Linked DNA regions of Homo sapiens: region 1 is linked to region 2. Evidence: chromatin contacts called from ENCODE POLR2A ChIA-PET data. All regions are on one chromosome and are shown on one strand. Each heading gives the region's core, a stretch centred on a gene start or an enhancer-like site at or near the end of the contact. The rest is flanking DNA. Distances are from core to core; before and after follow the strand shown.

Evidence for each region. ChIA-PET counts read pairs that join two places held with the same protein, here RNA polymerase II (POLR2A).
Region 1: POLR2A ChIA-PET joins it to region 2 with 10 read pairs in activated T-cell. The contact joins two enhancer-like sites. POLR2A ChIA-PET finds 5 or more read pairs at or near these places in 5 of 52 experiments (GM10248, H1, MCF 10A and 2 more).

The regions. Positions count from the first base shown.
Region 1 is chr20:53,530,742-53,535,897 of GRCh38, forward strand. No RefSeq gene overlaps it. Among named protein-coding and RNA genes, the nearest start is that of ZNF217-AS1, 19 kb to the right of the region's middle. RefSeq lists a silencer at 4,505-4,805. Within about 2 kb of position 2,315, at least 2 of the 41 ENCODE cell types and tissues checked have a DNase peak (open chromatin) inside an H3K27ac peak, as active enhancers do.
Region 2 is chr20:53,576,237-53,581,425 of GRCh38, forward strand. It overlaps ZNF217 (zinc finger protein 217), which reads right to left. Exons shown (of 6, transcript NM_006526.3): 3 at 2,098-2,214; 4 at 1-1,044. Among named protein-coding and RNA genes, the nearest start is that of ZNF217, 15 kb to the right of the region's middle. Within about 2 kb of position 3,680, at least 26 of the 41 ENCODE cell types and tissues checked have a DNase peak (open chromatin) inside an H3K27ac peak, as active enhancers do.

The DNA.
Region 1 (5,156 bases), core at 1,065-3,564, 47 kb before region 2:
TAATACAGAGGGCAATATTGCATTTGCATTGCCATATGGCTGTCATCAGTGACAGCTAAGTAGCCATAACTCCCATGAAATGGGTTGAAGTCTCCTCATACCCCTCCCAATTCTGTATGCACACACACACACACACACACACACACACACACACACACACACACACACACCCCTGAGCCCCCCTCTGGCCTGCAGTTACCTGAATAAGCCCTGGTGAGGCTGGAATTTGCCATCTCTGCTCTCCTCCAATCCTTTCATTTTCACAGCAAGGAAACTGACACCCAGAGAGGTTGTGTGACCCACCCCAAGTCACACAGCAAGTTGCAACGAAACTGAGACTGAGCTCAGGCCTCTTGGCTCCCAGCTTCTTTGTCATCACTAAGATATTTCTAAATGTAGGATGACCCTGCTTGATGTTTCAAGATGATAGAAATAAAAAAGTTGAAGGCTGGGCAGGGGGCTCACACCTGTAATCCCAGCACTTTGGGAGGCTGAGGGGGGTGGATCACTTGAGGTCAGGAGTTCCAGACCAGCCTGGCCAACATGGTGAAACCTTGTCTCTACTAAAAATATAAAAATTAGCCAGGCGTGGTGGCGCACACCTGTAGCCCCAGCTACTCAGGAGACTGAGGTGGGAGAATCGCTTGAACCTGGGAGATGGAGATTGCAGTGGCAGACATCATGCCATTGCACTCCAGCCTGGGCGAGGGAGTGAGACTCCATCTCAAAAAAAAAAAAAGTTGGATATCCCTCTTCTTATTTTACAAATAATGCTAAGTATTCTGTCTTGGCATAAAGAGGAAACCTTAGAGAGCTACCTCCCAGACCAGAGTTTCTCAAGTCGGAATGAATTTGCCCTCCTGGTGTCTGAAGACACGTTTGGTTGTCACTATTTGGGGGGTGCTACTGGCATCTGGAAGGCAAAAGCCACAGATGCCACTGAACACCCTACAATGCACAGGACAGCCCCCACAACAGAGAACTATCCAGCCCAAAACATCAATAGTGTCAAGATTGAGAAACCCCGCCAAGATCCTTGCTTCTCAAAGTGTGGTCCCTGGGTCAGCAGCGCCAGCAACACCTGGAAGCTTGTGAGAAATGGGAAATCTTGGGCCCACCCAGACCTAGACAATCAGAAACAATTTTAATAACATCCCAGGTGATTCACTGGCACATTAGATTGCAAGAAGCATGCTTTATATATACTCATTGGCACATCAGGTTGCAAGAACCAGTGTTTCTCAACCTTGACTGTAAAATAGCATTTCCTGGGAGGGAGAGGGGGTGGTGGCTGAAAATCCTAATGCCCAGGGCACCCTTTGGAGCAATTACATTAGACTCTCTGGGAGTGGAAACCAAATATCCCTTTTTTTTTTTTTTTTTGAGATGGAGTCTCGCTCTGTCGCCCAGGCTGGAGTGCAGTGGCACGATCTCACCTCACTGCAACCTCTGCCACCAGGGTTCCAGCTATTCTCCTGCCTTAGCCTCCTGAGTAGCTGGGATTACAGGCAGCATGCACCTGTAGTCCCAGCTACTCAGGAGGCTGAGGTGGGAGGATTGTTTGAGCCCAGCAGTTTGAGACTAGCCTGGGCAACATAGTGATATCCCTGTCTCAAAAATACACATTAAAAAAAAAACTTTAACTGCATAAAATGGATATTATCACGAGCAAAATCAATTACATGTATACAAAGGTATTAATGTATTTATAAAAACAAATCTGAGGTATCATACCCTATGTGCTTCTTTATTAATGCATTTAATAACAAAATTCAGAGCAGGGTTTAATAACCACGATAATTCCAAAGTCATGACAAGGTGAGTAATATTTCCAGATATCCACGGCTGCTGGAATGCTATGGGAAAAGATCCGTGGCTTCAAATGGTGGCAAAGTGGCAGGTACTTGTGCCACTGCATGGTGTGTTGCCAACTTTCACAATCAAGGAAATGCTAAGTTAGAGTTAGAACTTAGAGAAAGTAACTGTTTGTAGACTTTCCCATGCAAGGTCACAGACCTCCTGAATTCTATCCCTGAAATCCCTGGCTCTGGTAAAGGGAGACAGACAAGCTGATGATAATACAGTGTGATTAAGGGCTAAGATTAGGGGAAGTAATACAAAAAGGGGAACTGCAGTTCCCCTTTTTAAATATGTCTGCAGGCTGGGTATGGTGGCTCATGCCTGTAATCCCAGCATTTTGGGAGGCCGAGGCAGGCAGATCACGAGTTCAGGAGATGGAGACCATCCTGGTTAACACAGTGAAACCCTGTCTCTACTAGAAATATAACAAATTAGCTGGGCATGGTGGCACACACCTGTAGTCTCAGCTACTCGTGAGGCTGAGGCAGGAGAATCAACGTGAACCCAGGTGGCGGAAGTTGCAGTGAGCCAAGATCACACCACTCCACTCCAGCATGGGTGACAGAGTGAGTCTCTGTCTCAAAAAAAAAAAAAAAATCTGCAAATTTTTAGCCAGACGCAGTGGTTCAAACCTGTAATCCCAGCACTTTGGGAGGCCAAGGAGGGAGAATTGCTTCACCCCAGGAGTTTGAGACCAGCCTGGGCAAGATAGCAAGACCCTGTCTCTGCAAAAAAATTTTTAAAAATTAGCCAGGTATGGTGGCACGCATCTGTGGTCTCAGCTACTTGGCAGGCTGAAGCACGAGGATCACTTGAGCCTGGGAGGTCACGGCTGCAGTGAGCTGTGATCACGCCACTGCACTCCAGGCAGGACAACAGAGTGAGACTCTATCTCAAAAATAAATAAATAAAATTGCAAAATTGCAAATTTTCTGCAAATTTTTGATGCTCCTCTCAAGAGGCAGAATGTAAGTCCTCACTAACCCACCTCCCCTGAATGTGCAAGACTTAGTGCTCATTTCTTTTTTTTCTTCTTCCTTCCTTCCTCCCTCCCTCTCTCTTTCTCTCTCTCCTTTTCTTTCTTTTCTTTCTTTCTTTTTCTCTTTCTCTCTCTCTCTTTCTCCTTCCTTCCTTCCCTTCCTCCCTCCTTCCCTCCTTCCTTCCTTCCTTTCCTTTCCTTCTTTCTTTCTGACAGAGTCTCACTGTGTCACCAAGGCTAGAGTAGAGTGGCGTGATCTTGGCTCACTACAACCTCCACATCCCAGGTTCAAGCAATTCTCCTTCCTTAGCCTCCCAAGTAGATGGGATTACAGGTGTGTGCAACCATGCCCAGCTAATTTTTGTATTTTTAGTAGAGACGGGGTTTTGCCATGGTTGGCCAGGCTGGTCTCAAACTCCTGACCTCAAGCAATCCACCCACCTTGGCCTCCCAAAGTGCTGGGATTATATGTGTGAGCCACCACGCCCGGCATGGCTCATTTGTCATAACTAGAATACAGCAGAAGTGACATTGCATGACTTCCAAGGCCAGGCCATAAAAGACAATCCGGACATCAAGTGTCAGAAACATGAAAGGGAAGTCTTCGAAATGACTCCAACCTGGGTCATCGTCTAACTAGGGCTGCAAGAACCACCCCGCTGAGCCCTGCCAGCCCCCGAATCATGAGATACAGTAACAACAAACTATTATTATTGTTTTATGTCAAACCCAGACTAGAGAGTGGGAAAAAAATGTTCCTAGAAGAGCTGGTGTTGAGCTAAGACTGAAGAATGAGTATGAGGTGGCCAAGCCAGGGCAAGAAGAATACCTTATGCAATTCATGTCAATTCAAGAGGACAATTTTTGTAGCCAGCTGCCCTAGATTTCACAGAATGCCCACATTGCAGACCTCCATGAACCCCAAAACACTTGAGAGATGCAAATATTTCGGTGTCCAATTTAAATTTCCCACACTGCTTCTTGGACTCAACTGCTATATAGATTTCTTTTGTCTGATCTTGTGCACCAATTTTGGGTTTGGAAATATGGTCATGCCCCAAATCACGGAAACAATCTTCCCTTCTACGTCTGAAGAATCCTAGGCTTCAGTGATCATGAAAGACATCGCCATCATCTCCTCCTTTTACTACATAATCAAGCATGAAATAAAAGACCTGTTAAAAAAAATAAATAAATATGGGGGGTCACCATATCCCCATTGTGTGATCTGAAGGATCCCCAGTGGGTCCCTACTTTCACCCATCAACATTCGCCAACCTCCAATTTTCTCATCCTCTCTGTTGTCTGATATTCTACTATCAACAATGCGTTTCTTAGAAGAAACTCTGCCCCTTTCCAAATCACATTTTTCTCTTTTAAATGCAAGTCCCCTGGGGAAAGAAAGAAATGACTGTGACATTTAGTGCTAACGGTGTAGTATAAATTTGGGTATATAATTTCTTTTCTACTGGAGAGAAGAGATTAAGAAACTTGACAGGATCCTTTGTAAGAAAGGGAATGAGATGAGAGGTACAAGTCTGGTGTTTTGGGTGGCTCCACATTTTTTCTCCTCTTCTCTTGATAACAGCATCCTGATTTCCTTTGGGAAACCACTACTCATTCTCAGTGAGTCTAGTTTGGCTGTGGCTGACTGCTCCATCCAGCTGCAAAGATGAGCAATCTGACCTGACCAATCAGAGTGCAGCATCTCCCTGGGTACAATGAGAGGTTCAGTGATTAGCACCTGACCCAAGCTAAGTCAATAAGAATCTTACCTGGGACTTTCAGAAGAACCACTGAGAAAGAAGTCAAAAAGGATTATTTTCTTTTTTTTTTTTTTTTTTTTTTGAGACAGAGTCTCTCTATGTCGCCCAGGCTGGAGTGCAATGGCACGATCTCGGCTCACTGCAACCTCTGCCTCCCGGCTTCAAGCGATTCTGCTGCCTCAGCCTCCCAAGTGACGGGGATTACAGGTGTGAGCCACTACGCCCAGCTAATTTTTGTATTTTTAGGAGAGACAGGGTTTTGCCATATTGGCCAGGTTGGTCTTGAACTCCTGACCTCAAGTTATCTATTTGCCTCAGCCTCTCAAAGTGCTGGGATTACAGGCGTGAGCCACTGCACCCGGCCAAATTATCTTATTTTCTGTCCAACTTCGCCCTCCAGCAAACTAGGAGTCATCAATTCATAATCAGGCACTGGTCAGATGAAAATGCTTTAGACACACAGGTAAACATGAGTTAGTGTCCAGTTAGTATAGACCAGGGATCTGAAAATTATAACCTTCCAGTCAAATCCGATGCCCCCACCCCCATGT
Region 2 (5,189 bases), core at 2,430-4,929:
GAAACATCTCAGATTGCTGTTGCCTGGTGGCGGCCCCTTGGACCCCCACATTCTGCTGTGGTCTGTGGGACTTCAGGTTACTTGGGGCTAAAGTGCTAGAGTCTATCCCTGAAGTCAGAGGGGCCTTGCCTGGCCCAGGAGGGCTCTGCTTCCCCTTCGCAGATGGCAGGGATTTGGACTGCGCCGGGAAAGCAGACTTGGGCTTGGGTTTACAGAAACTAGAGAGGGGAGGCACATCTTTTCCCAGCAACGCTGGCGGGCATCCGGTACGTCGACTTCTAAGCAAGGACTTGTTTCGACAGTTTTTATGAACGTCAGGATTGTATTTATGCTCCAGTCTCTGGTGCATCATTAAAACTTCTGGATAAAATGTCTTGAAGGTACAAAATGGACAGGTGATACTTGGAATCAAACTTTTACTCAAAGAAATTGCCGGGCAATTGTGAAGAGCCCCCACGGATAAATTTAAAGGTTTTTCGTGACAATCCACACTTGGCCTGTATCTGCAGTCAGCTGCGGTCTCCGTTTGCTTCTCTTTGGGGCTAACTTCAAGGTTATGGGTGGTACTGCCATCCGGAGGAGGAGTAACATCCGCCTTGGTTCTACAGATGAGGTTATTTGCCTGAGTTTCAACTGCTGATCTCTTTTTTAACAGGTCCAGGTAAGCAGGGGTAGGGTTTTTATTCACTTTATCAGCACTGTCATCAGCTGCATTTTTATGGAAATCCTGAGTATCTTTGTGTGCTGGTGAGAGGACAGCGCTGCCCAGAACATTCTGAAAAACAGAAGGCATCTCCTTAAGCTGCTTTGCAGGTGGACTGCCTGTAACATCTTTGGCACCATCAAAAAATCTTTTCAAATTTTTGGTTTGCGCACTGTCAGCGGTTAATAGTGCATCTTCAGTGTCCTGATTTTTACCATCGTTCTTGACTTCAGCAGCAACATCGGTTTGTTTTTCCTTGTGATGTCTCTCCAAGTGATACCTCAGAGATGTCTTCTGGGCTGCAGCATATTCACAAAATTCACATTTGTATGGTTTTTCACCTAAGGCAAGAAATGGCACTTTATTATAGAAGTGTATGAAAAGCACTGAAATAGATCAAATATCTATTTATTAAGAAAACAGGCTTCTTTCCTCCTTTTGCTTTCTCGATCTACTATCACATAGGATTTCTCATCAGTTCTTTATCATCCTTACTGTAATGAATATTTGAAATTATGAATGCCTATCTTCAATAGAAAAATTAACAGCAACACTTCTAACTTATTTAATCTTCCTAACAGCCCTAGGGAAATATGTATTATTCTACTTTTACAGCAAAGAAAACTAAAAGCACAAAAAGGTTAAATAACTTGCCCAAGGGTGCACAGATAGTAAGTGGAAGAGATGAAATTTCAAATCTACGCAGCCTCCTACATCATGATGTCATAGCTCCTTTCACAATCTCAAGACTACTAAATAGATTCTCATTTCATTCTCAATCATAAAGACATAAGATGCAGCATTTTAAAATACTGTAGCTTTTAATAAGATAAGAGTCAGGACATAGCAGTCATAAACTAAACAAATGAACTTTGTCCGGGCGCGGTGGCTCACGCCTGTAATCCCAGCACTATGGGAGGCCAACACTATGGGAGGCCAAGGTGAGCGGATCACTTGAGGTCAGGAGTTCGAAACCAGCCTGGCCAGCATGGTGAAACCCCATCTCTACTAAAAATACAGAAATTAGCCGGGTGTGGTGGCAGGTACCTGTAATCCCAACTACTGGGGAGGCTGAGGCAGGAGTATTGCTTGAACCAGGGAGGTGGAGGCTGCAGTGAGCCGAAATTGCACCACTGCACTCCAGCCGAGGTGACAGAGCAAGACTCCGTCTCAAAAAACAAAAAAGAAAGAAAAGAAATGAACTGCAAATAAGAACAATGGCTCAAGTTACAATGGCACTAAAAGAATAAAAATAACCACTGCAATCAACATGCTACATATTTATCCTTAAGCTAGTCCAAGGATCTGGCAGAGTATCTGAACAACAACAACAAAAAAATTAGATAACTACATAATTTAACTAATGCATGGTTAAAAAAATAAAAGTTCTTTACCTGTATGCGTTCTGAGATGAATATTGAGGTAATAATTTGAACGGAAAAACTTTCCACAATAACTACACTCTCTTGAAGATGTAAGATGTTTTATTTTTCCTCCATCATCATTTTTATCTTAAAGGAAAAACAAAAATATTTATATAAGAAGGTAGCTGAAGTACCTGAATAAGGCATGCTGACTTAAATATTCTTGACATAAACATTTTTGGAAAGCATGAAAAAATTCTTTTATATAACATCGGGTTAGAACAAAACGGCTAGACACACACCAAATGCTGTTGGAGGTTGTTTGAAGTTTTAGAGTGTTATAACATGATTTTGTTTTGTTTTTTTCTGGGTACAGCAGAGTACACTATTAAACATTCAGTTCTTCGTTTGCCTTAATCACAAGAAAGATCATTTCATAGACTGAATTGCCCGGGCAGCTTCCGGTTCTCAGTGTCTCTGAGCAGGCAGGATCTGGCAAACTGAAGGTGGACATACATACTGGCGGGAAAAATTATCTTCTTCAGAATAATTTAGAAAAATGAGCCAATTACAAACCGTCAACTTCCCAACCACCAGGGGAAAAATAAGCCGTTTAAGGTTAGGATTAAACAACTGACCACTAGAGGGCAGCAAGCACAACTTAATCTTCAACAGAAAAGAAAGTCTGGCATTGGGCAAGCACCTAGGAAAGTCTGTCAAAATTTAGCAAAGTTTTGGAAAGCAGGCTGTATTGTCCACAAACACTCATGTGGGCGAAAGAGATCTGACAAATGAAAACCTGTCCCCAAATGACAGTGTTTGGCTTTAGTTTCTGCAGGACAATAGGACAATGTGTCTCACGTGCATCAGGAGAAGTTAGAGTCCACTGGAAGGAGGACAGAACTTCAAACACACACCAGCCCTCCAAAAGACAATCAGAGGTGCTGCCGTTAAAATACCACCCCCAAAACACATGAATGTTTAAGTTTTAAATAAATGTCCCCTCACTGTAGATCATATCACTATCCACCTGTAAGACAGACACCCTTGATGATCTATATAGTGTCTAAAGAAAGAAAAAAAAATTTACTTGATCTTCTTAAGTCTTAAAAAAGCCAGGATGATAGTACAATATGATAAATCTAGACTACTAAGATAATATAAGTTTAGGAAAATCAATTCCCCAAATACAGAATGGCCAGCTTTTTTTTCTTACAATCATACCCAAACTAGCTGGGTTTATAACTGGGCGTTGTTGCAATTTCCGACTCCCAACTATGTGTCAGGATTTATGGTATGTTGCGTCATATCCAAAAAGCTATGAAATGCCTTTTCTTTAGAACAAAGGACATGACATTTCCACATCTACCTGGTTCCTGCTCTTTCAAGCATCACCTCTGACTTTACAGTTATATTTTTTAAAGGACTGTGATCTTTTTACAAATAGGCTGTTGAAATTGTCCTTGGGAGGTGGAAGACAGGGGTCAATGAACCATTTTGCAAACAGGGAAATAGTAGCAAAGAAAGGTTAAGCAACTCATAATTGGTCACAAAACAACGCAGTGGTAGAACCAGAACTCAACGCCAAGCTGGGGTGCTCCCACCCACAGCCAGGCATTCTGTCCTGCCTGATGATCTAGCCCATGTTTTCCACACCACCTACCGGTAACTGGCCTTTTCATTTCTTTCAGGGAACTGGGGCATCTCACAGGGCCCCTGCAACAGTACCGGCACTAGCAGAAACCACTTAGCTAACTGGAGTCTGTGTTTAAAGCCTCTTTTTATGATGCCATTAAGACATTAGATTTGTAGTATGCTAAGTGCTGGGTTTCCTGTGTCCCAGGAAACTCAAAAACATTCTAAAGATTTGATATACAGACTACAGTTCTCACGTCAATCACATGATCAGAAAAGGAACTGGCACTGGCTGAAGAGCAGGTGAAGGAAGAGTCCAATCAATCGTGTGGGCAAATTCATCGTGGGTCTCATACACCCAGTTTTCCGAAGAATTCAAGCACACAATCAAGTGACACTGAGAGGAGGAGGCACTTGTTTTAACCGAGGACCACTTTGACAGATGCTTCCCTAAGACCGATTCATGTTCCCATCATTCGCTTGTCAATTACGGCCTGCCCATCAGGGTCTTTTCAACTGTTTTAAGCAGCAAGATCCTCTATTCAAACAAAATACTAAACTCTGATAGGAGAAGCTCTGGCTACAGTGAGGATGGGCGCAACTCCAAACACAGGTGGAATCCTTTGCCCTAGATAACGCCCACCAGGGCTCAGGAATATTATGTGAGCATGCCTTCAGTGATCACCTTCTCTTTCTATAAATGCCACTAGTACACTGAAAATTCTGCTGAGCAAATGAGCCTTCTTAAAAATGTCTTCAGTGTGCTCACATTCCTTGTATTTTATGACAAATCATTTGGGTTCCTGAGGTACCTATAAATGGATACTAGCTTGCCAGACAGAAAGGACAAGGTTTTGGACAGCACCAAACGGCTGCCCAAATAATATTCCTGGCTCTAGTTGATCATCACTCCCAGTACCTTTTATGGCCACTAGAAATTCACTACAGAAAAAGATCAGGAACGCCAGAAAAACTTAAGTGAAGGCTAGGGTCTCTCAATGCTCAAACTATTGACATTTGGGACCAGATAATTCTTTGATGATGGGGCTGTCCTGTGCACTGTACCATGCTGAGCAGTGTCCCTGGCCTCTGCCCACTGGATGCCAGCAGGCACACCCACACACACAGTATGACAACCAAAATGCCTCCAGACATTGCCAGATACTGATTGGGAACAAAATCGCCCCAGTTAAGAAGCAGTGCATTTGGGCTGGATGCACAAGTTATTTTTTTTTTAAAGTGTGTTTTGTGAGCAAAACGATACACGTTTAAAAAATATATATATATTTTCAGAACAAGGAGACCTCTTAACTCAACCCTGTTATTACAGAAATGAGAAAATTAAGGCCCTGAGAGGTTAAATGACTTACACAGAGTGATACCAAAAAGAGCCTGGACTTGACTCTGGCTCTCCAAACCCCATTCCTGGCCAGCGTTGTCTGGAGATGGGAATAGAGAGGGGGAGACGGGGAGACAGACAGACACAG